2 separate regions of the Homo sapiens genome follow, and region 1 is linked to region 2. The links are chromatin loops, found by intact Hi-C in ENCODE. Cell type or tissue: dorsolateral prefrontal cortex. All regions are shown on one strand. Links, peaks and the distances in the headings refer to the core of each region. The heading gives the core; the rest is flanking DNA. Region 1 overlaps TENM4 (teneurin transmembrane protein 4). Region 2 overlaps TENM4 (teneurin transmembrane protein 4).

What was found. Peaks named below come from ENCODE experiments on the same cell type or tissue, not always from the same donor. Only the 100,000 strongest peaks of a DNase experiment are listed, where the experiment ranks them.
Region 1: a loop joins it to region 2, with 2.2 times the contacts of the local background. A loop is called at or near these places in 5 of 110 quality-filtered maps.

The regions. Positions count from the first base shown.
Region 1 is chr11:78,826,243-78,837,259 of GRCh38, forward strand. All of the region lies in intron 12 of TENM4 (teneurin transmembrane protein 4), which reads right to left. Among named protein-coding and RNA genes, the nearest start is that of NARS2, 260 kb to the left of the region's middle. In dorsolateral prefrontal cortex, for the core only: CTCF peaks have their summits at 6,164 and 6,371; a DNase peak (open chromatin) is centred at 6,175; H3K27ac peaks cover 657 bases.
Region 2 is chr11:79,076,566-79,087,582 of GRCh38, forward strand. All of the region lies in intron 4 of TENM4 (teneurin transmembrane protein 4), which reads right to left. Among named protein-coding and RNA genes, the nearest start is that of TENM4-AS1, 11 kb to the right of the region's middle. RefSeq lists an enhancer at 10,507-11,017. In dorsolateral prefrontal cortex, for the core only: no CTCF peak of the experiment used is centred there; DNase peaks (open chromatin) are centred at 2,580 and 5,046; H3K4me3 peaks cover 419 bases; H3K27ac peaks cover 1,596 bases.

The sequences.
Region 1 (11,017 bases), core at 1,385-9,384, 250 kb before region 2:
ACGCCTGGCTAATTTTTTGTATTTAATAGAGACGGTGTTTCACCATGTTGGTCAGGCTGGTCTTGAACTCCTGACCTTAGGTGATCCACCCTCCTTGGCCTCCCAAAGTGTTGGGATTACAGGTGTGAGCCACCATGCTCGGCCGGTCTCCTCCCTTTTAAGTCAGCATAGTCAGATATGAAAATGCACAAAACTATATAAAGATAACCTAGAGACTTACAGGTAAAAACCTCTATGTTGGCTTGGACTGTACCTGGAAAATGGAAATATCCAGGCCATGTTACTCATGGCCTGGACTGCTGCATCAGCATTCTAAGTGGACTTCTGTCTCCAGGCCTGCCCCTTTGTGATGTCTACTCCAGATGATAAGGGGCAGTAGCCTTCCATAGGGTTACTGTCCCTTATCATCTGGAGTAGATATTACAAACAGGAGCCCTATGGACACTTCTGTTTATGTAGTGTTTTCAAAAATTTGAATTAGTTGCCAGAACTTTTTAAAAATGAGGTCAAAGAAAAATCTTCATGTTGGCTTTCATATATCTATTTCGATACTTAGAACTTGTTAAATACAAAAAAAAAGTTTTTAAATTGGAAGATCCAACATGGGAATAATCTCTTCTCATTTAGGGCAGGCCCAGACCCTATGATCAGCCACAGGCCATCTCTGTAGCTTCCTGCACTAATGTCACCTGCCTGGTTTCTAGGCATCCGAGTATACCACCCAGGCCTGGAGCAGTGTTTTCTAAAAGTCACTTATTTGGGTACTGCTTTTATGCTGTTGCCATATTCACATACCATCTGTCCTATTACTCACTTAGCATTTTTCAATTCATTTATTTTCTTAACTTTATTTAACATAGAAATTCAATATCACTATGAAATAATGATTTGCTATATCTAACTATATTTTTCCAGTTTACTAAAATAAATACATAATTTTTGAAATAGAGTCTGTCTATGTATAATCTAAAATAATCTTGGGAACTATACTTTAGAAAACACTGGAGAGGAGAAAGCCCAAATTTCTGAACCAGGAGTTTAAGGATCCAATTGCCCTTTTCAAGTAAGGTCTTTCTCATGCCCTCTTTGTGCTGCTGCCAAATTACTCCCCACCTGAACCCACACTCCCTTTTCAGCCTCCCTGACTGAGCCCACTGCTCATAACTTTACCTGAAAATCCTCTTTTCCCACTTATCCGCTTGTCCAAGTCCTATCCATCCTTCAAAGCCTATTTATTTATTTATTTATTTATTTATTTATTTATTTGATGGAGTTTTGCTCTTGTTGGCCAGGCTGGAATGCAATCGTGCAATCTTGGCTCACTGAAACCTCCGCCTCCCGGGTTCAAGCAATTCTCCTGCCTCAGCCTTCTGAGCAGCTGGGAATGCAGGCATGCACCACCATGCCTGGTTAATTTTGTATTTTTAGTAGAGATGGGGTTTTTCCATGTTGGTCAGGCTGGTCTCGAACTCCCAACCTCAGGTGATCTGCCTGCCTCAGCCTCCCAAAGTGCTGGGATTACAGGCGTGAGCCACTGCGCCCGGCCAAAGCCCAGTTTAAATATTACCTCTTTCGTGAAGGTCCCCCTGGCTCTTCCTAGCAAGATAGAGCTCTCATTTGAATCCTGATGGCAGTTTACTTCTGTCTTTCACTTATTACCTACTGCTGTCTACTTTGCAATCTAGTTATGTATAAGTATGGCTGTTTTCCCCTAGTAGACTGCAAATTCATTGAGAGGAAGGATCCATTTCCAATTCTCCCTCTTATCTGTGCTGCCACAGTGACTAGCACAGTGTTCTGTCTGGAGTAGCTGGGCAGTCAACACTTTTTAAATATCAAATGACAAAGTGCAATTTCTGGTTGGTTTTATGTCCTTTGGTGTGTTCAGCCTCAAATCTTAAGGCTGGGCTCTCTCTGTGGAGAATGCACTGCTTACTTCCTTGCTGATTTCTGTTTTTTCAAATTCCCTTTTTATAAATTGTTTCCAGACCTGCAGCTTCACTGTGATCTGTCTTCCTCTGGGCCTTTTACGTTTAGCTAGACATGGTACTGGCCTCTCTTCTCCCAAAACAGCACTAACCATGTATTTGGGGGGCATGTAGTAATATCACTTTGCAGGACCCCAATTCTTTTCTCTAGCAAGAGCTGCCAAGATGGCATCTGTGAATTATGTACTTAAATTATTTCTATCAGGATATAACACAGTAAGTTGAATAGCAAGATGGATAAATTCTCAGGCTGCGGTGGATTTTTCTTCACAATAATTATAATGCGTGTTGGTCAGCAGCACGATGATTTGAACAGTATTTCTTTCTTATTTATCTACTAGGTAACACTCAACATAATAACTTGGGTCTATATCTTTGAGCCAGAGGCCAAGTTGGACTTCTTCTTGACACCAAATCCTATTAGAGATCATGGTAATGTAATTATATGTTCAAGTCAAATATTTTATAGCTGCTCTAGCCACCTAGGCAGATACTTCCTCAGCCTCTAGGCAGAAACTGCCCAGTGGCAAAAGCGGTAGCTACATATCTTGCAAGAAATTGAGAAATAGTTTCTGTTGTGAAAACTTTATAGAACCTTCTGGCCATTTCTGACTTTGGCAGCAGCAGGACTTTAAGCCACCACTGGATGAAGTTATAATACAAATGTTAGCTCCAGCCTGGGCCTGGCCTAAAGGGCCAGTTCCTCCCCAGTTCCCTGACCAATGTGACCAATGAGAGGGTGGCCTGTGGGGCCATCTGCTCTCCACCCAGTGGGAGGTTTGGAAGTGGTTTGGTGCTCCTACACTCAGCTATCTGTATGCCTAGATGAAGACAGCCTGAGGGGCCCCTCAAGCACTAGACTGCAGCCCCTCTGTCTGGCCAGCCTTCCTCCTGGGTCCCTGGTTCTTTCTACTTGTCCACTGGGCTGGTGTGTGAGTGTGACCCACGTGTGGCCAGCAGGGCCCTATCTCCCCATGTGAAGTCTCTGACTGCCCCTCAGTTCAGGGGTGGATCTTGTCTCTGGCATGTTTTGACTTGACAAGGCTGAACTCCCTGGTCCATGGCAGAGCATGGACTATGCCATCAGACAGACGTGGGTATGATTTCCAGCTCTGACTCTCACTAGTTGTGTAACCTTGGGCAAACCATTTAGTGTCTCTGAGCTCTGGTTTCCTCACTTATCTGTTTCATGTTGGGGTTGGAGGGCTCAATGAGATAATGCATGGGAGGCATTTAACGGGGCCTGCAGTAAATGTCTCATTAATAGTAGGTAAAATGAAACCTAGTCAGAACAAACCAAACAAAGCAAAACCATTGGGACAGGCCAAGTCGGAGGCTGCATGGTATAATGGAGAATGCACCAGCTTGCAGGCTTCAGAATGAGACTCTGGGGGTTCTAATTCTACTTTGCTATCTCCTTTGTGACTTTGAACAAGTTACTTCATCTCTCTGTGTCTCAGTTTCCTTGTCTGGAAAATGGGAGTGATAAGAAAGCCCCTGTCCACAGCAGGGATTATAGTATTAGCAAGGGAAAGACTGGAAATAGGGGCCTGCAGACCCTTCTGTGTGGGTTAGTTTCTAGTGGCTGTCCCCTAGCTGGCCTTAGCTCACTTCTTCTCCTTCACCAGGGGCTCCTAGCATACTGTGCATGCAGGTGCGTGTACTTTGTGACAACAGGATAAGAGGGAGCCTGGATCTTGTCCTGGAACAACAGCAATTAATGCTCCAACACCATCTCCACACAGTACTGGCTTATATCATTCAGACACAGTGAGTCCGTGTGAGATGATGTTTCTTCCGCCTACACCACAACACACAGGGATGCACCCACATGGACGTATTGGGGCTGCTGAATCCTCTCTTCCTTTTGGCTCATACCTCCAAGGTATGGACAAACATTTTACAGACATTACTCCCTCTTTCTGTGAAAGATGAGTTTTAAAGATCTAGCCTATTCCTAGAACCCCCCGGGGCATTTCCCATAAATTCCCATCATACTGGCCAATGTCTGGCTTCTTTCCTCCACTACTGCTCACCCTGGACACCTCGGTGGTGCCCATGACCAGGGAGGCTGTTCTGATGACTGGGCCTGATCCATCAGTACAGCCAGGGGCTGGGCCCAGCAGCCCAAGGTAGAGGGTGCACAAAGGAGAGGCCTCTGAGACCTGCTCACTGTTGGCTGTTAAACTGAGGGAGAAGTGGGGCTGAGGCTAGACTTGCTGGTCTCAAGGCTTCAAAGGAATGTAACGGAAAGCAGGAAGAACAGATCAGCACCCTCCCAGGGAGCAGACTCCCCCCTGCTGAGCCCTCCATGCCTGGCAGTGCACCAGTGTTTAGCAGGACGCAGGTGCACATCCCCTCCAGAGCAGTTGGCCTGAGGTGGCCGCTGCTCGGGTCATCTGATGGCTTTCCAGGCTACGACTCTCCGAAGGCTTGGGGAGAGCAGCTTTAATTAACGATGGCTGAGTGTAACCTCGCTTTCCTCTCAGACCCTGGGGAAATCCCAACCTTCACACTCAGCCGCCAGGACAGTAAATTAAGAGAGAGACTCCGGGCAGGAATACTTTCAAAAACATCCACTGAAAGTCAAAGAAGTACTAGAATATTTGACCTCTCATTCATCCCATCTAAACTTCTCTGATTTTTAGTGCAGATCCAAGTTTTTAATAATAAAGTGATGAATTTAGACATGAAATAAGGTAACAATAGTAGCCATCACCACCACCTGTTATTGAGTCCTATGTGCTAGGCACTGTGATAAACCCATTAAACTCATACATTATTTCATAACTCTTACCCCAGCATTAAAAGTTAGGTATGGTTATCCCTACTTTTCAGATGAGAAAATGGAGGCCTAGAGAAGTGAAATGACTTGCAGATCCCAAAACTGTCAGGCTTCCCAAACAACTAGTCACCGAAACCCTACTATGTGCCATGTGCAGGCAATTAAGGGATTAATTGCTTTCTTCTCTGGTTCACCCACAACACTGCCCAAGTTTCATGGCAGCTCAGGAAAACTGCACTGGCATTAGTCATCTGCATGTCTGCCTGCTGTACTGTAACACGAGCTTGGAGGACCAAGGTGGGACCTAACTCCCTCTATGGCCCCAGCTCCCAGCTCCCAGCTCCTGGCCGGGTGAAGAGCAAATGCTTGGTCAGTTGTGATATGATGAAGGCACAGCCTCTGCCCTCTACTCTCACAGTCTGATGCACAATGTGCTAAGTGCTTGCGGTAATAAATGCGTAAAGCCCAGATGATGGAGCAACATCTCAGGGAAGGCGAGGAAGGCATTGTCACTCAACCTTGGAGACTGGGCAGATATTCTCCAGGCAGAGAAGGGCACAGGGAATATTTAGAAAGAAAGAACATTACCTTCAAAGGCAGATGTTTTCAGAATTACAGGTAGTGCAGCGGGGCTGGCACACAGGAGGAGCGGCAGAACTGAAGCTGCAAAGGGCGTCAGCTGACAGATGCCAGTAATGAAGGACAAAAGAGACTTCCCATAGTTTGAGCTGAAGGCTCAAAGCAGCTTTATTTTAGGCAAATCACAATGCCTACTATTGTAAATATTTCTCCTCTCTGAACAGTCTTTTGAGACTGACAATAACCAGGCTGTTGGAACTACAGGTCTGGGCCTAGGGCTCTGACTCCCTCCAGAAAGCTTCCTCATTCGAACCCCAAGCCAGTCAATATACCCTTGCTTTGGGATTCAGACTAAAAGTACAAATTAAACAAAGTAATATGAGAGCCTATTGCAAGTCAGGCACAGTGCTGGTACATTGCATTGTGTCATTAATCCTTCCAAGGCTCAGGGAGGATAACTGATGTTCTCAAGGTCTCACAGCTGGGTGGCTGCAGAACCAGGATGGGAACCCCGCTCTCATTCCCAGCCAGTCTCAGGAGGTTTCCCGCATACTTCAAGCAGCTTCTCATCTTGGATTTTTGTTCAGTGCCTTTTCCTTTCCTTTCTTCCTATCCAAATCCTTCCGGGCCTTCTTGGTCCACCCTAGTCTATAGTGACCCTCATGGTTGGCTTTCTCAAAATTCCCTTGACAATTCACCTTGTGCCATATAGTACTCCCCCAATTGTTGTTTTTAATGCTGTCAACGTTAAGTCTTCTCAGGCTGTGAGAAGCTCTTAGAGGACAGGGACCTCAGACTTGCACTGCCTTTGTCTCCCTTTTGGGAGCAGCATAGTGCTTTGCGTATGCACGCACACACACAACACCAATACATATGTTTGTAAATGGATTTGCTTTTGCTTTTTATCCATATTAATAGAGTTGGGCTTTAAAAAGTAAAATCTAAATTTGGACAGTTGTGTGACTTTCATAATTGTGTGAAAGCAAATATGAAAGAGGAATTTGGAATAAAAATAATATTAACATCTATTGCACACTTAGTGGGGAGCCTGCTCTGAACACTTTGCATGTGTTAACTCATGTAATCCTCGTAATAAGGGCAGGGCCTATTATTAATCCATTTCCCAACTTGTTGCCTTTGCTAAGTCTGCCCAAGGCAATGTAGCTAGTAAGAGCAGGTGGAGGAATTTGAACCTGTGTACTCAGGCTCCAGAGCTTATCCTCTGAACCCGTACAACAGTGTATGGAAAGGCTGCTAAATTGTCGACATGTTCCAATCACCACAGTATCCTTAACTCGGATTATTCTAGATAATGAATGCCTAGAAACACAGACTCTCTTCCTGGAGAGAAATAAATGCATGCTTATTTGGGTCGAATGCTGGGTGTGGACCTTGCCCTCAAATAAGCCATCCAAATGCACGGTGCTAAGTGAGGAGATGTAGAAGAAACCCCACAGGTCTCCTACAGTTCCTACCGCTGCCTCCAATGCACATTCTTCAATGTCCTTTCTTCCTTGACCTCTGTAGCATTAAAATGTTTTCCCCCTAAATCAAAATAATATATGTAAACAGTTTAAGAAGCCAAAGAATACTATGAAAGTTTATAATAAAAAATAACAGTCTTCTGCTTCACCCACATACCTGAGTGCCATTCTCTCAACTCCTTTGCTATTTCTTCCAGAATTCACTTCAACATATCTAAATAATGTGCTTATACAGCAATTTTTGATTGTCATGTGATGTTCTCTACTACTTCCCTCCATTGCATTATCTGCCACTTCTGACCAGTAGAATCTAATGGAAAGGCGTCATTTTTTGCTTACTTAATTTCCTATGTTTCTATTAATACCTCCACCCAAATTAGCTGACAGAACTATAAAATCCCTCTGACATAGACTTTCCCGCATGGTCAAACACACCAGGTCATTTATCTGACCCACAGCTGTCATCTGCCCAGAGCCCTTGCTGCTGGAGCCCTCTGCCTGGCCACAGTCTGGTCAGGTTGTTTTCCAGGCCTGCTAAGCATTCATCATTTGTGACTTCTTATCACCTCCTTCTTTATTAAACCTTTTGCTTCCTGGACCCCCTTCCTTGGCTTACTTTATCATGTCAGCAGAGTGCATTTTCCAGCTGCTGTCTGAGAAAAGGTGAATCGGGGGTATGATTTTAAGATCTTGCATGGCTGACGTTATCTTTCTTTTACTCTTACACTTGATTGATAATTTGGGTATAGAATTTTAAATTGGGAATAATTTCCCCTCAGAATTCTTAAGGTTATTCATCTTCAGGCTCTTCTCTAGTGATGTCTATTGGCATCTGCTTCCTAACTCTTTGCATGTAATCTCTTCCCTTTCTGGGAGCTTTCAGGAAGATGAGTGACTTTGAAAAAGTTAACTAGGTTGGCCACTTGCAATCCGTCAGCCCATGTCCCTCAGCTATGGGAAATGTGCTTGTATTATTTCTCTGTTCTTATTAGTCAGATTTTGGACTTGCTGAATTGATCCTTTAGTTTTCTTACCTATTTTGTTCTATTTATTTTTAGCACACCTCCCCTTCCATTTATCTTTCAACCCATTTATGGGAATTTTAACTTTCCTATTTCTAATGTCCAAGAGTGCTCTCCTTTTCTCTGATCTATACCCCTTTGTGTATATGTTCTTGTTTTACATTGACAGTAATATATTTTCTTTCATATCTTGACAGGCTATAGTCTTTTTCTCTTTGAAGTTCTCTTCTCCTATATTATTTTGTTTCCTTTGAGTTCTTTTGTTTTCCTATTTGTCTTGGTCTTTTCTTACTTGCTGGAAGGTTTCCTCAGATGTCTGATGATCCTCTGTTCATATTTAAGAGTGAGATGCCAAAAAGCTCTGTGTCAACTGCTGACTGTCATCGTAAGGTGATGGAGTGGGGACCCAGGGATTTTGTGGAGGATCCACAGAAGGCACTACCAGAGTCTTTTGGTCCCCCCACTCTTCTGCTGATTTCTTTTCTAATCTCCTTCCTTATAGAGGAGATATGATACATTTGGCTGTCAAAAATGGGATCTAGAATGTCATTTTCAAAATTCAGTTGGTACTTATTTCCTCTGTTTTTGGTATGGTGACTCTCCCTTCCCTGAATCTGGAAGCTCCTTGTTGATATCTCTACGGAACAAGCCTCCGATCCTCTGCCAGGGTGGGAGAAGACAGTCGCTTGTCCATGTGAGATGAGGGAGGAAACTTAAGGGTTTCATTGCTGCTGCTTCCACGTCACATAGACTCTGAATCCACCCGTTTCCAGCTCTGTGCCTCACCCCTGCCTTTGCTGTACCTGGAGGTTTTCTGTGACTCTGCTTCTAATTGATACCTCCCTCAGCAGGGGCTCAGCATTCCGTGTCTCCACACTGCTAACTCCATCCACTCTTTTTTTCAAAAGTCTGCTGGCATCTCTTGCTGGCTCTTGTCTCTTATTCTGTTTGTCCTTGTGGGTTTACTCCTGCTTGTTTTAAATCATTACTCTTATTATAGTGGGACTCCAGGGCGGTGAGGCATGTAACAGTCAACCACAAGCTCCTCTCAGTAGCATTTGACATGATTCTCTAGCTCCTCTTTGCTGAAGCTCTCTTTTCCCTCAGCTTTAAAAACAGCACACTGGCCGGGCACAGTGGCTTATGCCTGTAATCCCAGCACTTTGAGAGGCCGAGGTGGACAGATCACAAGGTCAAGAGATCGAGACCATCCTGACCAACATGGTGAAACCCTGTCTCTACTAAAAATACAAAAATTAGCTGGGCATGGTGGTACACACCTGTAGTCCCAGCTACTGGGGAGGCTGAGGCAGGAGAATCACTTGAACTGGGGAGGCAGAGGTTGCAGTGAGCTGGGATTGTGCCACTGCACTCTAGCCTGGTGACAGAGCAAGACTCTGTCTCAAACAAACAAACAAACAAAAATCAAACAAACAAAAAAAGCCAGCATGCTTTCCAATAATCCTACCACTGTAGGCCCTAGTCCTCATCCTCCTTTTCTGGCTCTTCCTCTAATTATTAATTGTTGGTGATCTTCAGGCCTCTGTTTTAAACCGATCCCCCCTTCTCACCTAGCTCTCTCTATCCAATTTTTTGAGGTCTCAGCTTAGATGTCGCTGTCATGTACTTAATATAAACCTTCCCTGACTCCTACCCCAATTAGGTTAGCACCCCTTGTTGGTGCACTCCTAGGCCCCATACTTTTCCTCTGAGCTCATCACAGTCACATTACTGATCAATGTCTTTCCGGACAGACTTGAAGATCCACTAGGGCAGAGTCCCTGTCTGCTTGTTCACAACAGCAGCCACAGCCTGACCAGAGTGCAAGGCATATAGAAGGTGCAAAAGAAACACATACCGAATAAACACATTCACAAAAATACATGAATGAATGAAACGAGAGAAGTGCATTTAAATCTGGTCTTGTCACACTTGCTGTGTGATCTTGGACCAGTGAGAAAGCCTTTCAGGGTTGGGGGCAGTATGGTGGCTCATGCCTGTAATCCCAGTACTTTGGGAGGCCGAGGTGGATGGGTCACCTGAGGTCAGGAGTTCGAGAACAGCCTCACCAACATGGTGAAATCCTGTTTCTACAAAAAATTAGCTGGGCGTGGTGGCGCATGCCTGTAATCCCAGCTACTCAGGAGGCTGGGGCAGGAGACTCGCTTGAATGCTGGAGGCGGAGGTTGCAGTCAGCCGAGATTGCGCTGTTGCACTCCAGCCTGGGCAACAAGAGTGAGACTCTGTCCCAAAAAGTAAACAAAAAAACAAGAAAAAAACCTTTCAGAAAAGAGCCTTAATTTTTCTGAAACTCAGTTTGCTGTGTCTACTAAGTTGGGACAATAATCTTACCATCCTATTCAGTAGGTTGTGTGGATCAAAAAGGAAAAAAGAAAAAATGGTATGTCATTGTGTTCAGTAAGCTAAACTCTTACACAATGTAGGGGATTATTACTGTAATGGTAAACTCTGTTACACAGAAAATTCTTGTCTGTTTTGGGGATGCGGATGTAGGAAACAGAACAGCAGGCTCGAGTTTTCAAATCTCAGGATTCTTTAAAATATGCTTTCTTTCTTAAAGTGAATCCTCAGTAAGCCTTCTCTGTATTTTCTAACACTAGGCCTTCAAGATCTAGAGACCATCTGGGGTCTTTTTTTTCCTCTCAAGCAAAACTGGTTTAGAAACATGGTGGGCCTTCATGGCTAATGGTTTTAACTTAATGCAATTTCTTAAACAACAAAAGCAAACAACATTGGAAATATTTAAAATATTTATATGCATACAGGTGTGTAACAGAGCTGACAAAACATACACGTGCCCATGTCACCAGGGGCACTTAAGTAATTACACTGGCAGGAAGACTTTTGCTCAACTCAGATCCTTTTCTGGTCCTTTACATTTGTTCATTTTATCACTTGAGCTAAATGGGGAGAGGAGGAAACTCTTAGAAAATCCTAGCTCTTAGAGGTTTTAGGGTTGACAAAAGTGTTGTCTTTCTGATATGGTTTGGCTGTGTCCCCATCCAAATCTCATCTTGAATTGTAGCTTCCATAATTCCCATACGTTGTGGGAGGGACCCGGTGGGAGACAACTGAATCATGGTGACAGTTCTCCCATACTGTTCTCATGGTAGTGAATAAGTCTCATGAGATCTGATG
Region 2 (11,017 bases), core at 1,047-9,046:
ACAACACGTGGGAATTCAAGATGAGATATGGGTGGGGACACAGCCAAACCATATCAGTATTTTTTTTGTTTTTGTCTTTTTCCTTTATGTGAAGCTGGGCTTGGATGGATCTGGAAGGTTTCAATAGGGACGTGAATGTGGGGAGGCCTGGGAGCCCCCTGGTGGTGATGGTGATCAGGGGATCACTGAAGACAGGAAAAGAAAGGGCTAGTAATGGTAAGATAACTACTGTTAATTGAACACCTCCTCATGTGCTTGGTACTGTGTAAATTATTTCAAATCCCTATAATAACTTGGTAAGTTAGGTATTATTCTTTTATTCTTTATTTTCTCTTATTTACTCTTATTTTATCAATGAGATAACAAGCCCAGAGATTAACTGGCTTGCTCTAGATCACGTGGCTTCCAAGTGTCAGGGTCTAGATTTGAAACTGAAGAAAATGTTTGAACCTCAAGAAAAGGATCAAAAACCTAGTTCCATAGGCTCATTCATTTGGTAATCATTGCTAAGTCCCTTTTCTGTCCTAAGTGCTGCAAAAGATCCAAGGAGGCGTCATAGGAGACTCCCTTCTTCTCTCCTCCCCGAACTCCCAGTTCCTACCCTCCTGTGCCAAGCCTTGTTGGAGGCATCAGAGGACAAGACAGATGTGCTTCTGACTCCTAGATGCTTCTATACACTGGGCAAGTCAGACAGAGGGAGAGGCAGGGAAGGACACCACAGGGGCCTGCCCCACACCCAGGCCAAGGTGGGTCAAAGGTGGAGAGACCATCAGGGACCACTCCCCAGAAACAGTGACATCTAAATGAAAACCAAAGAATGTCAAGTAAAAGACGGTTTTGAGGTAAGGAGAGAAAAAAGTTTAGATCTGTGGCTTTCAAATTTCTCTTGCCTACAGTAAAAATACGCTTATATTGCAATCCAGGATACACACATCTACAATTTTTTTAACTAAAACAAAAATTTCATGAAAAGATGCTGAACCTTACTGCAAGGGTGAAATCTGATATTTTATTCTCTACTTAACTAGAATTATGAATGAGATGCCAATCTACAGTCTGAAAAACACTGTCCTAGATCACAGCATGGAAAAATGAACCTGGCACAGACAAAGGCCCAGTTATATTCCGAGAGTTCAGACTCTGGGGAGGGAAAGAGGTTGGAGAGAAAGCTTGAGAAGTGAGGAGGGAGCAGCCTGGTAGAAGAAATAAAGTAACATCCCTACATGGTAAATGTAAGTGGACAGTAAAATGCAAAATGCATGTGGCAGAGAGAGCCTGCCCTCGGAGGACCTGGTAGGGAGCGTGCCCTGCAGCTAGTTTTCAGAGGCCCTGCTGCCTTGGGAGGCTGGAGCTGGTCTGGAAGAATGGCAAGAGTGTGGGGCCCGGGAGAAGGGGAGATATGGGAAATAAAGCTTTTGGTGTTTGAGGAGAAATTCAAGAAACAAACCTGGCCCCTTCACATGGGTTCCAGCAATATTTATGAAGGGGCAGGAGCCTGGAGCATTCGCAGAGAGACTTCCACAGACAGTACAGTGCTCGAAAAAACCTCTGCCCCTGCCAAAACCCGCAGGGAAATGGGGGCTGTTATCACCCCGGGTTACCTCGCAGCCTCAGATACAGCCAGAAACGAGCCAGGAAATTGACTGAATTCCTACTGGACTAAAGTTTTATAAGTTTTCCTTAACATAAGCACAGGGTGATATTTTTAGTTCTTTGTGTGTCAAAAAGGGCCCATAAATATTTCAGAGCTAAAATGTGTTCCACAAAATATAAGTCCTGGGTAGCATCTGTGTGTGTGTGTGTATGTGTAAAATCGTGAATTTTACTTTTCTTATTCCTTCAAAGTGTGGTCTTTGAGTCCTTTATTTTAAAGTGGGGGTGGGGAGGATGGCTTGTGGTGGTACCTGTTCTTGTACCAAGTATTGTGTTGGGCTTTGTGCAAACCAGAGAAGGAGGCACTCCTATCCCCACTTTACTGATTTAGAAACTGAGAGTAGCAAAGTGATGCTCAAGTTCACACAACACACCAGGACTGGAATCCGGGAGCTCTGCTTCTGAGGTCTGTACTCTCTGTTGTAGCACCCAGAGCATATTTCTCTGGCACTGTCACTTTGGGGAATCCCTGGCCTTTTTCAACAGTGAGACAGTGATTATAATAATGGTGGCTAAAAGCAAGGTCTTTATATGCATTACCTCACTGAGTTCTCACCACTCCCAAAACCATCCCCATTTTATCGACAAAGAAACCAGGATTTAGGGAGGTTAAGTATCCTGCCTGGAAGGCCACAACAAAAAAGTGACAGAGCTAGGATTCAAACCTGTGTCTGTCTGACCCCAAGGTTCAAGCTTTTAATCATAACCTACACTGCTTCCTGCATACGTCATTCTATATTCTAATTGGCTTAAATGTTCTATTTGTTCTTTCACCTTTTTTAAAAAACATTATTAATTCTTCTGTTGAACTGAGTCAGCACCTGGCCTGGACTCCTGGGAGAAGCGCTTTTACAGCTGCTGCTTGATACGTGCCCTGTACAGAAAGAGAACTGTCGGGACAGAGACAGGGCTTTCCTGGGAGCGTGGTGGAGTGTGGCTGTGTGCCCAGCCTGGCTACAGGGACATCCCTAATCAGCGGCTGGCAGGCAGGTGACAGATGGTGCCGCTGTCTACAGAAGCCATCTTGCCCTTCTGTTAGAGAGCTTGTCAGAGGCCAGGTATCAAAGGGCAGACAGCTGCTGTATGGGCACTGCTTCTCTGATCCTGAGCTGCGGAGCTGGGAGGGCTCCCCCCAGAGCTGCCTGACCCCCTAGAGGGCTGGGCATGTGCAGGGCCTAGGACACAACAGGCCTTCCATCAACAGATGGTATTATGGTAGCTGTGTCTTCCAGATTCCTTTGGTCTACATCCTTCCTGCCCCCAAAGTCACGTAGGAGCCAATGATTCCCTTTGACAAATGGTGGCATCTTAGAGTCAGAAAATGTGTTAGGCTGGGCACGGTGGCTCACGCCTGTAATCCCAGCACTTTGGGAGGCCAAGGAGGGCAGATCACTTGAGGCCGGGAGTTTGTGACCAGCCTGGCCAATGTGGTGAAACCCATCTCTACGAAATATACAAGAATTAGCTGGGTGTGGTGGTCCACACCTGTAGTCCCAGTTACTCAGGAGGCTGAGGCATGAGAATTGCTTGAATCTGAGAGTTGGAGGAGGTTGCAGTGAGCTGACATCGAGCCGCTGCACTCCAGTCTGAGCAACACAGTGACACTTTGTTTCAAAAAAAAAAAAAAAAAAGAAGAAAGAAAATGTGTTCGGATTGAAAACAACATCAAAGGTCAGCTGATTCAAGCCCCATCAGGTGCCCAAACCCTCCTCAGTCCCATCCCTACTGAGTGGTCACACCAGCTCCAGAGCTGGGGACTTTACTACCTCAGGGGGCTGAAACCTGCCTCCTTTTAGCTTCCTTCCACAGGCCTCAGCTCTACTCCTTGGGGTCTCAGGAAATAAGCCTAATGCCTTTGCCTCAGCAATAGCTCTTCCAGACTGAAGACCGGGCTGGTCTGGGTGTCTGCATCCTCTCTTCAGATTTAACATATCTCCCACAGTTTTCAAGCCCTCACCTTTCTGGTGACCTTTTCCTTGGGTTTGTCCAACCTCGTTCCCTCTTTCCCATCCAACAAGGCTTTATGAGATCCTAGGGTAGACCCGGGGACAAGGGGTTGGAGCGGATGCAGTCTTGATCCTCGAAGAGCCCACAGGAATGTCAGAAGGACAAACACGTCTACAGGTGATTCCAGCACAAAGGATGCAAAAGAGCAACTGACACAGACACCCGGGGTAGGGGGGCACTGCATCAGGTGGGGTGGGCAGCAGAGGCTGCCTGAAGGAGGAATCCCTGGGCCGGGTCTGAAAAGCCGAGCAGGGGTTAACAGGGCAGGGAGAGGAAGATGATCCCGTTTGCTGGCCTGCCTCTCCCATTGTGTTGACTGGAATCCACTGGAAGCCTCTTGGTGCAGCCTGAATGTCCCCCCTGCACCCCTTTCTCCTGTATCTGACACATGTTGCCTTGGGGCACTCAGTCCCATGTGGCTTTCTTGGAAGCCAGACCCACTGGGGCCCCAAGTACAGCTGGCTGTTAGGACTCTGAGTTTCCTTGTAAGCAGCACTTTGGGAAATTGCCAGTCTCTTCTGTACTTCAGGCCCCAGGGAAAAATACTTCCTTCCTTCTCCCTAGAAAAACCCTTTTCCTAGAAAACCCCTTCAAGGGTCAGGCCTGAAACCCAGTTTATTGGATTGCCAATTCTCTGTAAAAACATTTTTTTCCTGACTTTCTCTGGGCTTATTCTGGGACCACACTAGGAAGCAGAGGGAAGAGGGAGAGAGGCTGATTAATCACACGTCCCCTACTGCGTCCAATCTTAACCTGTAATTACCTGGGTGCCCTATTAGGCCTCCACTCTGTGAGGTGAGAGAGGAGAGAGACAGAAGGGAAACCAACATCCCAGAAAGGCAGGCATCAGTTGAAGGATTCTGGAAATGGTGAAACTTAGTTTTAACACAAAGGCCTCCTCAGCCTGAAGGAAGTTCTTGGTTGAACACAACAGCTGGAGGAAGGGGTTAGTCCCTCTTTTCCTCTGTCTTCTCAGCCAGACGCTGGGCCTGAGTTCATACAGCTTTGGGTCTGTGGCTAAGGGAGGATTTAGAGACATCCTTTCTGCTCTTTAGGCCCAGAGAAGATGCTCTGTTGAGCAGGGAAGGAATATCACAATGGCTTCTCCGGGTGCCATCAAGATACCTTGTGTGCACAATAGCTTCTTGTCTTATAAAACTCCAGGTCCAGACACATGTAGTCTATGCCCTGGGCATACCTGACACTGATGCTAAGCTGAAAGGATAGAAATCTAGAGGTCACCATCAGCCTCTGATCACAGCTGGGAGGACAGCAGGGATTACCCAGGCTGTCCTTCCTGTCAGAGGTGGTGTGTGTGTGTGTGTGTGTGTGTGTGCATGCACACATGCTTAATGGCTGCTGGCCCACTGCTGTGATTGTTCAGAAACCAAAGGCTCTATTGTAACTCTGTTCACCAGGCCTTTTGCTATTGAGCCCTGGGGATGGAACTGGATCAAGCTCAGAACTGCTGCCCAATGGATGTGGGCTCGGAGTGCTCGTGGCTGACACAGGTTTCAATTTTGCTGGTGGGGCAGGGGCAGGGCGGGCCTAGAGGAAGAAAATTTCTGTTTTTATCCCCCCAGCCCTTATATTTCCTCCTCAGTTACTATGACTCAGGCCGTCCCTCAACTCGTGATGACTGAAGCCCACACAATAGCGGTTTGAAAGTGACCTCGGAACAGTCCTTCCCTCCCTCAGCTGGTGCTCACATGGGCTCTTAGAGCAGGTGGGTTGTCCTTGGGAAAGTCCCTGCATTGCTCTGTGCCTCAATTTCATCATCTGTTAGGAAAATGCCCACACACCTGGATCATTAACTTCATTGGTACTTATAACATCTCGATTCTTCCCCAATGCTAAGAACAGCTTAGAGGTGCATCCAGGGTTTGCTGGGTTGAACCAAAGTGAATAAAAATATACAACTCTCCATATGCCACCTCCATGGTCCTTCTAGGTGCAAAGCTCTCTGACTTTCTCTTTGCCTAATGAAAGCCCCAAAGCTGGAAACCTTTGCGAGCCAACCCTCTCCCTTGGCATCCTCTAAGTGGCTCTTTTTCGGTAGCACAAATCCACTCCCTCGGCCCCACACAAGCTCCCCAGGTTTGTGAAGGGGGCAACTGATTGTGCCCTCCTGATGCTGCTTGAAATTTTGTTTTTAGAGAGGCGGGAGCTAAGGCTTGGGGGGTTGTGACTGGCAGTCAGCCGCATCCCAGCAAGTGAAAAGCCAGAAGCTGTCAGCTCCATCCTGCTTCCTTCCACGGCCTCAGTTTTCTCTTCTGCAAAATGGGTTGGTGTGGGGTGTCACATTTAATCTATGCCTGAGAACTGCCCTGATACCCCAGAAAAATGCACATATGTGTGCACCCATGTGTGCACACACACACACAGGAATTTAAAATGCTCCATCTAGGGCTCCAAGTTCTGTGAGATGCAGTGATTGCAAAGGCCCTTGGGGAGGTGTGACTATGGGTCCTCACAGCAGGAAAGGTGGATTAGTAAAGGCATCTTGGAAAGGAAGCTATGTAGAAAGCAAGGGAGAGATGTAGCTTTGGCAGAATTTCACTGACATCTCTGGGTATCCAAGCCTCAAAGGGGTGGAGGAAAAGGCCCATAATGATAGGAAAACCCTAACTGCCTGAAGCTGCCTCCATCTCTAATAATTAAAGGCAGACTTAATAGATATTAAGGCCCTCTTTCCAGCAGCTGGGTGGCCAGGCAACTTTTATTTCAATAATTAGCCGCTGTAAGTCACACAGAACTGGAGACAGATAAAGGCAGGGCCAGTCTCTCATGGAGCTAATTGTGCCCAGAGTTCTACACGCCTAATCAAGCCTTGTGCTGCTCCCATTCCTTTCATCCAAGGCCTCAAAGGACTTTGCCGTTGGTAATTAAGTCTTATAAGTGCCGTAAAGAAAGGGATTCTCCAGGGCAGTCTGAATGGAGAAGAGGCTGCTGGGGTGGAGGTGGGGCAGGCAGTGTGCAGCTGCCTCCAAGATGGGGACAGGGATCCAGGAATAGGCCCCAGCCTCACAGCCTGTGCCATCGCAAGCCTTCGGCCTCCGTGCATTCTGTCCCTAGACAAGATAATGGCAGACTGGGTGGCTTCAGCTGGCCACCTCCTCTTGAGACTGGTTCGGTTTTGTCATCCAAAGCCTTTATACGTTTCTCAACCCGGGGGATATATTTGTTAAAAACTCCCATTCAGGCAGGGCTAATTCAAAAACCACACTCCCAAATTCTTAGTTAAAAGGGAACATGAGGGATACAGTTGCCCAAGCCCCATCTGATGCTTGAATTCCTTCTGTGAGTCCACGTGGATAGCAGCCAGCCCTTGTTTGAGCTCCCGTGACAGGGAGCTTACTCCTAACACATTTCATTCTCTAAACTTGGCCTTGGACAATTCATTCTGATAGTGAGCTGAAACTTACCTCCTGTGAGAGCCTTCCTGGCGGCCCTAACTCCATATGCCTTAGAACCTCACAAGCAAGCCAAAGACCTCCTCCCAAACCAAGACCTCTCTTCTCCAGGCTCTGGGAAGCAGTGGAGCACCATGGTTAAAAACACAGGCTTTACATCAAAGGCATGATCAAAAAAGGAAAATTTGATAAATGGAACCTAACCAAAATTGAAAACTTGTGCTCTGAAAATACCCTTAAAAGGAGGAAAAGGCAAGCTACAGGTAGGAGAAAATTTTTGCAAACCACATACTAACAAAGGAAGGCCTAGTATCTAGAATATATATATATGTGTGTGTGTGTGTATACACATATATATATGAAACTTTCAAAATGCAACAGTGAGAAACAAACAATCCAATTAGAAAATGGCCAGAAGACGTGATCCAATATTTCACCAAAAAGGATATATACACATGGCAAATAAGCACATGAAAAGATATTCACCATCGTTAGCCATCAGAGAAATTCAAATTAAACCACAGTGAGCTATCACCATACACCTATCAGAATGACTGAAATAAAAAATAGTGACAACATTAAATGCTGGCAAGGATGCAGAGAAACTGGATTACCCATACATTGCTGGTAGGAATATAAAAGTGTACAGCCCCTCTGGAAAGCAGGTTGGCAGTTTCTTAGAACACTAAATATGCAATTACTGTACAACCTAGCGCTTGTATTCTTGGGCATTTATCCCTCAGAAATAAAAGCTTATGTTCATGCAAAAAGCCGTACAATGATGTTCATAAAAGCTTTATTCATAATAGCCGAGAAATGGAAACAACCCAGATATCCTTCAACAGGTAAGCAGTTAAATCAATGACAGAATGCCATGGAATATGACTCCGTGATAAAAAACAATGAACTAATGCTACCAATAAATCACCAGGGAATTATGCTGAGTCAACACATAGCCAATCGCCAAAGCTTTCATCCTACATTATTCCATTTATATAACATGTTTAAAAGAAAAATGATAAAACTTTAGCAATGGAGAACAGATTGGTGGTAGTTAGGGGGTTAGGGATGGGGTAGGGGTGGGAGGGAGGTGGGTGTGGCTATAAAAGAGGACTGCGAAGGAAACTTATGGTGATGGAAATGTTCGTTGTCTTGACTGCATATACTCACCTACACATGTGATAAAATAGTATAGAAGTAAACACGCACATGCATGCACACACACTCATTCAGATAAATGCAAGTAAAATGGGGAATCTGAATAAGATGAGTGGATTGTATCAACGTCAACATCCTGCTTGTGTTATCTGTTCTTTTGCTATAGTTTTGTAAAATGTTACTATTAGGAGAGACTGAGTAAAGGGTACACAGGCTATCTCTTGTTATTTCTTATAATTGCATGTGAACTATAATGTTCCCAAAAATTTCAATGTAGAGAAAAGGGTTTTTTTTGGCCGGGTGTAGTGGCTCATGCCTGTAATCCCAGCACTTTGGGAGGCCAAGGCGGGTGGATCACGAGGTCAGGAGATCGAGACCATCCTGGCTAACATGGTGAAACCCCCTCTTTACTAAAAATACAAAAAAAAAAATTAGCGGGGTGTGGTGGCGGGCACCTGTAGTTCCAGCTACTCAGGAGGCTGAGGCAGGAGAATGGCGTGAACCCGGGAGGCGGAGCTTGCAGTAAGCTGAGATCGCGCCACTGCACTCCAGCCTGGGCGAAAGAGCGAGACTCTGTCTCAAAAAAAAAAAAGGGGGGTTTTTTTTTTGGGTCAGGCTTTTTTGAGTCAGGCAGACCTTGATTTGAACCCTGAATCTCTTACATACTTCTCGTACAACTTTGGATGATAAACTCTCTAAGCCTCAATTTCCTTATCTGTAAAATGGGGATAGTATATACCACCTTACAGGGTTGTCTTGAGGCTCAAATGAGGTGATGCATAGAAAGGCTCAATCCTATGCTTGGCACTTAATAAAGACTCAGTCAATAGGTGTAAATGTTGCCTTGTTATCCAGGAGAAGTATTTATTTGCCTTCCCCTGATTCAGTCCTCACTCACGTTGTCTCCATCCTGGCCATTCTTCTCTGAAAAAGTTTCTTTTGGCTAATGTAAAACACCAAGGTTGAAAATTGAAGTCAGATGCAGTCTTATTACCTGAAACTGCTCTGCATATACCCATAACCCCACACTTTACATGCTGTTTTGGCCAATTGCTTGCCACTTATTTCCTGTGTAATGTCACTTTTCCTTAATAAGGTAGCAAGCTGCTCAGATTCATATTGACCGACCAATTCTTAAACATCTACTATGTACAGTCACCAATATTCATACAAACACCACAAGCACAGCATCCTGTATTTATTACTAAGTCACCAGAACGACTCTGGAAGTGAGGCATGATGGTAGACTGCCATACTAATGGCTCCCAAGGAATCATACCTCCCTGTTTCCAAACTCTTGTGTAGTCCCCCACACTAACTCTGGGGTTGGCCACATGACTTGCATTGGCCAGTGGGCCAAGCGGATATTAGCAAACTTGAATCAGAGGCATGAAAAACACTTGAGCCTTTGGGATTGCCTTCTCCCCCTGCTTTTGGAAAACAGCTGTCATATAAAGAGGCCCAGGCTAGCCTACTTGTTGCTGGAGCCACAGGGCTGAGCCAACCAACACCCGGTAGATTATAGCCACACAGGTGAACCCAGGGGAGACTAGCTGAACCACCTAGCTTTGCCCAGCCCAAATAACTGACTCTTGGAAACAGGAACCAACATGCAGTCATTTTAAGCCACTGCATTTTAGGGTGATATGTTATATAGCAAAGGCTGGCTGACATAGGTATTTTTATAATTCCCATATTACTGGGGAGGAAACTGAGGATCAGATCATTAAGGTATTTTAAAAATAAGAGGAACTGGGTCAGGTCTGGTGGCTCATGCCTGTAATCCCAGCACTTTGGGAGGCTGAGGCGGGCAGATCACTTGAGGTCAGGAGTTTAAGACCAGCCTGGCCAACATGGTGAAACCTCATCTCTACTAAAAATAGAAAAATTAGCTGGGTGTGGTGGCTTATGCCTGTAGTCCCAGCTGCTTGGGAAGCTGAGGCAGTGGGATCGCTTGAACCTGAAAGGCGGAGGTTGCAGTGAGCCAGGATCATTCCATTGCACTCCAGCCTGGGTGACAGAGCAAGACTCTGTCTCGCAAAAAAAAAAAAAAAAAAGGAAATATTACGAGGGTAATAAGGATAATGCTGCCTAGTGTTTAAATAGTACTTTAGAACTTATACATTTCTAACACATTTTAATGTGATTTAATCTACCATTCTGTACCTTTTTTTGATAACTTACCAAAATTATATTTAAGTAGTTGCTTAATTATATGCTCTAAGCTCTACAGAGTTGGGAACTGTGTCTCTCTTGTTCGGCATAAAACCCAAGCTTCTGTCCTTGCAAATGTAGGCACTTAATAAATAATGGCTAATTGAACAAATGAACAAATGTTTCTGAGTAGCTATGATCCTGTATTAAATAAAGAACTGAAGCTTAGAGAGGCAAAGTGCCTTGTTTCCAAGTCACACAGCTAGCAAAAAGCAGGAACCAGGACTCAGATAAAGCCCAATTCTTTTGACTCTGAGTGCAGAGGTATGTCCTTAAATTTTCCATGCATTCCGAGGGTGAGACAGACAAGGAAATGATTAACTACCCCCCAGTTAGAAGGGAATGTCGTTGGATGAATTCCATATGTTTGAGGAATGCCAGTCCCCATGCTGAGAGGATTCTGATCAAACCAAGCTCCCCGCTGGAGCAGAAACATGCTGCATGGGAATCCTATTGCTTGGGATCAGAGATCGCTGTTAGCACAAGTCCTGCATGAACTTGTACCATCCAGCCTCAAATCCCTACAAGGCTTCCAAATCAAACAAAAAACCATCTAACAAACACAGAAGCGC